Regions from separate parts of the Mus musculus genome. Here region 1 is linked to region 2. A link is a loop called in an ENCODE intact Hi-C map of the cell type or tissue named here. Cell type or tissue: heart. All regions are shown on one strand. Each heading gives the region's core, and the rest is flanking DNA. Links, peaks and the distances in the headings are about the cores only. Region 1 holds the start of Prkci (protein kinase C, iota). Region 2 has its middle 2.3 kb from the start of Gm33641.

Region 1 (2,917 bases), core at 123-2,622, 62 kb after region 2:
AATGTCAGAGGCTGGAAGATAACACACAAATCTAAGGCCTTACATGTACACATTAAGACATGTGCAGCTTCAGTTCTCTTGAAAGGAAAACAAGAAAGAACCGGGAAGGTCTGCTATCTTCACTGATCCCCTCAGGAATGTGAAAGCACGCACAGCTCTTTTAACCTTGTAGCACTTGAAGCTTTTAAAAGCAATTTATTTCTGCCTAGACAAGCAGAGAGGTCTTCTGTTAATCCCTGCTCTCCAGTCTTTATGCTCACGCTGGCCTTTCACCTCAGCAGAGATCCTAAATTATCTCAAACCACACACTGAAGTCAAAGGAGAGGAAGAACTTTATGATAAGTCACGATAGAAAATGATTTGGGCTATGCTCAGAACTGGATTACTTTTGGCAGAGACATTAGTTTAAACGTTTGGTAATCAAGTGGGGTAAAGATCGTTTCTAGAATTTAAAGCCTTGGCTTCTCACCTTTCGATAGCTCACCCTAACTTCCAAAATGTGGGTCAGCACATTTGCACCTTAATTCTGACCACCCAGGATCCAGTGCACATCCTATTAAAAAGTATCGACTTTGGTACTAACTCTAACACCTATAGCGGCTCTCTGACCATAGTCCAGACTTATTTCATGAACTCTCCCACGGCGAAGGATAGATGTAAACCTGATTTATAAGACGGAGGCTTCAGGCCTGTCTGCAATGAAAGGAGCCACCTAACGAAGCAGTCCAGGCTTGCGTGCCCACAGTAGTGAGTGAACAGAGGCTTCCCTCGAAATCTTCAATCCACCCAGTCCCGAAACAGTTGCAAATTTCTCCGTCAGCTGATTTGTCCTCCCCTCCGGTTGCGCCCACTCTCCTCCGCCGACTCCTGGCGACCTACACTCATACGTCCAGGGTGCCACCAACCGCACCTCTCGCCGCCCCCACGATCGCTCGGGTCCCTGACCGCCAACACTCACCCGCGGTAGTAGGCTTTCACCCGGACCTGGTGGGAATGGTCCCCGCCGCCGCCGCACGCGACCGTGTGGGACATGGTGCTGCTGTCCCTCTGGGTCGGCATCTCCTCACTCCCCCGCCTCGCCGCAGGAGGCCGAGGGGGCCGGGGCAGCGCCGGGCGCCGCGAGGGTCTCGGCCTCCCGAGCCTGTCGGGAAGCCGTGGCCGCCCGCCTCGCCGACCAACACGCCTAGCCCGCGGCGCGGAGCGAGCAAGGGGTCGCTTCGCCGCCAAGCCCGAGCCCCAGCGCTCCTCCCTCCGCCCGGCACAACACGCCTCCCGCCGCGGCTCCTCCCACCACGCTCGCTCCCAAGGCCGCATTCCGCGGCAGGGCGGGCTCAGGAGTCGCGGAGCCCCGGCGCTCTCATCCTCACGGGGGGGAGAAGAGGCTAGCAGAGGGAACAGAACCCACCAGCCTACTAACAGACGCTCTGAAATGGGAATATACTTGGATATTAATATAAGTAATTGTAAACCACGCCTTTAAATGGAAGGATTTCTACAAAACAACCTACAGAGCACCCACGCTCAAGGTTGCTTCCCCTATTTCTTCTATTTAGTCTCGTCCCAGCTAGCCCGCCACGCTTCCGGAATGTATTTGCTGCGCGGGATTCTGGGATTTGGAGTCCCGGTGGGATTCTGGGACTTGTTCCTTAAGTGTAGAGTGCCGCGTTTTCGATCTTGTGCTTCCCGGGAGTTGTAGGCATGGAAGTCCTGAAAACCGCTTGAGTATCTGAGGGCACTGGAAAGATGGCTTCGTCAAGATGTAGAATCTCCTTCCAATTAAATTCTCCATGTCAATTTCATTGATCATTGAAATTAAACAGTTCCCTTTTGGGGGAACAAGATTTGATTACCTGCTCAGCAAATCCTTTTCGGGGAGAATTTAATAATGTAGGTAGCAAAAGCATTAGTGAATGCAACGAAAGAAGAAACTCAATTGGGAGATACCACAGGAGAGAGACTTCTTCAAGGCCCTCAACCCGTGAATATTGCCATTCTATAGAAGAAAGTGCCCAGTGAATACTTAACTAGTGTGTCAGTTCATTAGCATTTATTTTACTTACACTAGTCTGGTCGAGAATTAGAAAAAAAAATCTGTCCGTGTAACTTACTTTCGGACTTCCTCAGATCTTGCCTGTATCACTTACTCTACCCTTAAGGTAGCTTGAATCTAGCCACCAGGTCAGCTCAGATAGCAACATGTGCAAATTGTTGAAATAAGCAAAGATATGGCTTTCTTTTTGTTATTGTTTGTTTGTTTTTGGTTGGTAAGAGGTTTTCTCTCTGTAGCTGTCCTTGAACTCATTCTGTCAGGCTAGACTCAAACTCAGAGATTCGCCTGCTAGTGCCTCCTGGGTCCTATTAAGGGCATGTGTCACCACTACCCAGCAGCTTTCTTTATAATCATACATTAGATTTGGTTGCTTGCTTTATCAGAGCTACTATGTGTGACACTTAGCTTGGTACTAGCTTCATCCAACGTCCACAAATTTGGAGTATATGAAAATTTCCACTAAATAACTTTTTTTTTTTTAACAATTAGAGGCTGCATCATCACGTTAAATATGGATTGATTGCTGATGGTCATTTTTTTTAATTATTATTTTATGTATGAGCACCACACACCGCCTGGTTCCTGCAGAGGTCAGAAAGGGGTGCCAGATACACTGGAACTGGAGTTTCAGATAGTTGTGCTGGGAATCAAACCCAGGTTCCCAGGAGGAACAGCCAGTGCCTTTAACTACTGAACCATCTCTCCAGGCAGAGATCACCAATTTTTAATTGCATTATTGAAACTTTTTAATGCTTTGTGACAAGTTTACAATTATATAAAGCTCTAGAAAAATAACTAGCATATAAGAAGTAGATATTTATGAAGAAATAAAAGGTAATTCACAGAAAATTCTTTTTTTAAAAAAAA
Region 2 (2,917 bases), core at 134-2,633:
TCACTTTGTAGACCAGGCTAGCCTCGAACTCAGAACTCTACCTGCCTCTGCCTCCTGAGTGCTGGGATTAAAGGCGTGTGCCACCACTGCCCGGCACTTACCTACTATTAACACAACCACTAGCGCGGTAGCCCAGTTGGCAAGTCACCGGGTAGGCAAGCCTGGCTGCCAAAGTTCTAGCCCTAAACACACAGTGAAGCAGAGAACCACCTCCTGCAGGCTGTTCTGACTGCTGCATGCACACCTCGGCATGCTCAAGCCCACACCTACGCACACACGCCTTAACGATTAAACATTTAAAACCCCAGCCAATGCTTCTAAAATCATGTGGGATTTTTTTTGGTAAGTTTTATATATATATAATGAGTGTGACTGTTTTATATATGTCCACCCCATGAATGGCAGGTACATAGGTGAGACAAGGGCGTCAGACCTCTTAGAACTGGGATTGCAAATGGTCATGAGCCACCATGTGGGTGCTGGGAACTGAACCCAGGTCCTCTGTAAGAGCGATGAGTGCTTTTAATCAGTGTCAGCTTAAGCCATATTGTTTTCATATGGTTGTTTAGTTGGTTATTTTTCTATCAGTCCCAGGGATTCAAATTAGGGCCTCACTATAGCCCCTGCTAAATCATGTTTATGAATGACAATCTGAGTGTCTGAATTTATAGGTTAAATCAATAAAGGACACCACTTTAATGTCCTGTAACGTTTGATATAACTAAGTTCCTGTGCACATTAATAACCGAGTCAACTTTAATTTTATTTGTATTTATTTATTTATATTGATTTGAGACAGGACCTCGTTTAACCAGACTGAGATTAGAGGTACCTGCTGTGGCTGCCTCTGCCCACCTTAGTTTCATTATCAACTAGAAATATTCTTCTTCATAGGAGAAACATGGCATACTTAAACCCTCACATATATTTCCTCACAAAGGAGGTTCTCACTCATAGTCCATAAAGATAACATAGAGTTACAGTACCTACAGAGGGAAAGAATCCTACTTAAGTCAAACTCCAAAATAACTTAGATTTCATTCTGAAGATCAATTTGTATAGTATATTGAGTCGATTAAAATCGAGACACAGATGAACACCGATAAAATCCTGAACTTCTTGGTCACTGGCTACTTGCGGGTGAGTTCAGACCGCTTCTGCAGGGTAACTCTGACCATCATTAGGCAAGAGACTGACCCCTAGTGGTGAGACATAGCATCATCATTCAGCCAACCAGGGCCAAAGTTGTCTGTCCCACTTCCGATCTCCTACAAGCCCAAACCACACTGCTAGGGAGAGACCATTTTAACCCAGGAAATACCTCCTACATAAACGCATGCGTATGCTTTAAAAAAAAATTCTAAATCAACTTTTCTGCAACACATTTGTTCATAGTATCAAACAAAAAATTCCTTAAAATTGCACTTTTCCAACTCCCGTAGAACTTATGTTGCCTCCTCTCAGACTTGCAGGGCCACAGTGGAGCGCCGATTTACACCTCCCCCTCCCCGCCCTCCCCCACACCAGAACCCCGCTGCTGCTGAGAAAAAACAGTTTTCACTCCTCCCTCCCTACACAGCAAAACATGGAACCTGCTAGAGCCGGAGGGATCTTCCACATTCCGCTCCGTGCCGCCGTGCCAGCAACTCTCACCGTAAATGTATCAAATGTATCTGTTTTCCACCTCGGCTGAAAAGCTTGCTTGCTTGTTTGTTTGTTTGTTTGTAGTGGGCAACAGTTAATGTGAACTCAAATTTCACCGTGCTAAGAATAAACGATAGGTGGGGGCTGGAGAGATGGCTCAGCGGTTAAGAGCGCTGACTGCTCTTCGGAAGGTCATGAGTTCAATTCCGGACATGGTGGCTCACAACCATCCATCCGTAACGAGATCTGACGCCCTCTTCTGGAGTGTCTGAAGACAGCTACGGTGTACTTACATATAATAAATAAATCTTAAAAAAAAAAAAAAAAGGTGTATTCAGCCATAAAACTTGGACATCTATGTCAATACTCTATCCCAAGGAGTAAAATGCTCTGTCGAACTTGACCTGGCTACTGTACTCATGCACCCGGTTGCTGTGGCTGCCTGCCGGTAAGACTTGCACAAAAATGAAACCAAATTCCAAAATGAATTGGGGCGCGCGTGCGCGCGGGGGGGGGGGGTTGCCTCAAGGTCCCACTCCTAGGGAAGGACCTACCGGCAGCTGGTGGTTGCTGAGGGAAGGGGGGTCATTTTTTAGCGTAGCTGCTGGTAGTTTGCTCTGTGGTCCTGTGGATGGCTCCAGAGCCCTGTGCACAGGGGCAGCTCTGATTGGCTATGAGTTATGAAGGGGAGGAAGACAAGTAGGGATCTAGCTGCAGCGAGGAGGGGGTCCAGTTAGAGCTGAGATGGAATATGGAGGGTGGATGAACAAAATACATTGTACAAACGCATGGAATTCTCAAATAAAAACAGTATATTTCGGGGGCTGGTGAGATGGCTCAGTGGGTAAGAGCACCCGACAGCTCTTCCGAAGGTCAGGAGTTCAAATCCCAGCAACCACATGGTGGCTTACAACCATCGGATCACAAGATCTGACTCCCTCTTCTGGAGTGTCTGAAGACAGCTACAGTGTACTTACATATAATAAATATTTAAAAAAAAAAAAAAACCAGTATATTCTAAAACCTCCCAATCAATGCACGAACTAAACTTTTAAGCTTAAAATAAGGAAAGTTTAGAAAAACATCAAGGTTGACACAAAAACATAAGGGTTGCTTCTCAGCCGTGTATGTGTGAAGCGATGGGCCCAATCTTCAACAATATGAGCAAAAATCAAACCATACAGTAAAACTGAGTCAGACCATTCACAAATACAGCTCCTGCGGTACACGGGAACATCTGTGTTAGGGAAAACCTTAGTGATAAGAAAAGAAA

What was found. Hi-C counts contacts between places; a loop is a spot of excess contacts. Peaks named below come from ENCODE experiments on the same cell type or tissue, not always from the same donor. Only the 100,000 strongest peaks of a DNase experiment are listed, where the experiment ranks them.
Region 1: it touches region 2 in a loop (4-fold over the local background); 5 of 42 quality-filtered maps call a loop at or near these places.

Annotation. Positions count from the first base shown.
Region 1 is chr3:30,994,127-30,997,043 of GRCm38, reverse strand. It overlaps Prkci (protein kinase C, iota), which reads right to left and starts at 1,273. Exons shown (of 18, transcript NM_008857.3): 1 at 959-1,273. The coding sequence starts at 1,059. In heart, for the core only: a CTCF peak has its summit at 1,121; DNase peaks (open chromatin) are centred at 1,283 and 1,603; H3K4me3 peaks cover 2,248 bases; H3K27ac peaks cover 2,141 bases.
Region 2 is chr3:31,055,764-31,058,680 of GRCm38, reverse strand. No RefSeq gene overlaps it. Among named protein-coding and RNA genes, the nearest start is that of Gm33641, 2.3 kb to the left of the region's middle. In heart, for the core only: CTCF peaks have their summits at 1,205 (motif pointing left), 1,913 (motif pointing left) and 2,577 (motif pointing left); DNase peaks (open chromatin) are centred at 1,210, 1,690 and 2,320; H3K4me3 peaks cover 1,322 bases; H3K27ac peaks cover 1,216 bases.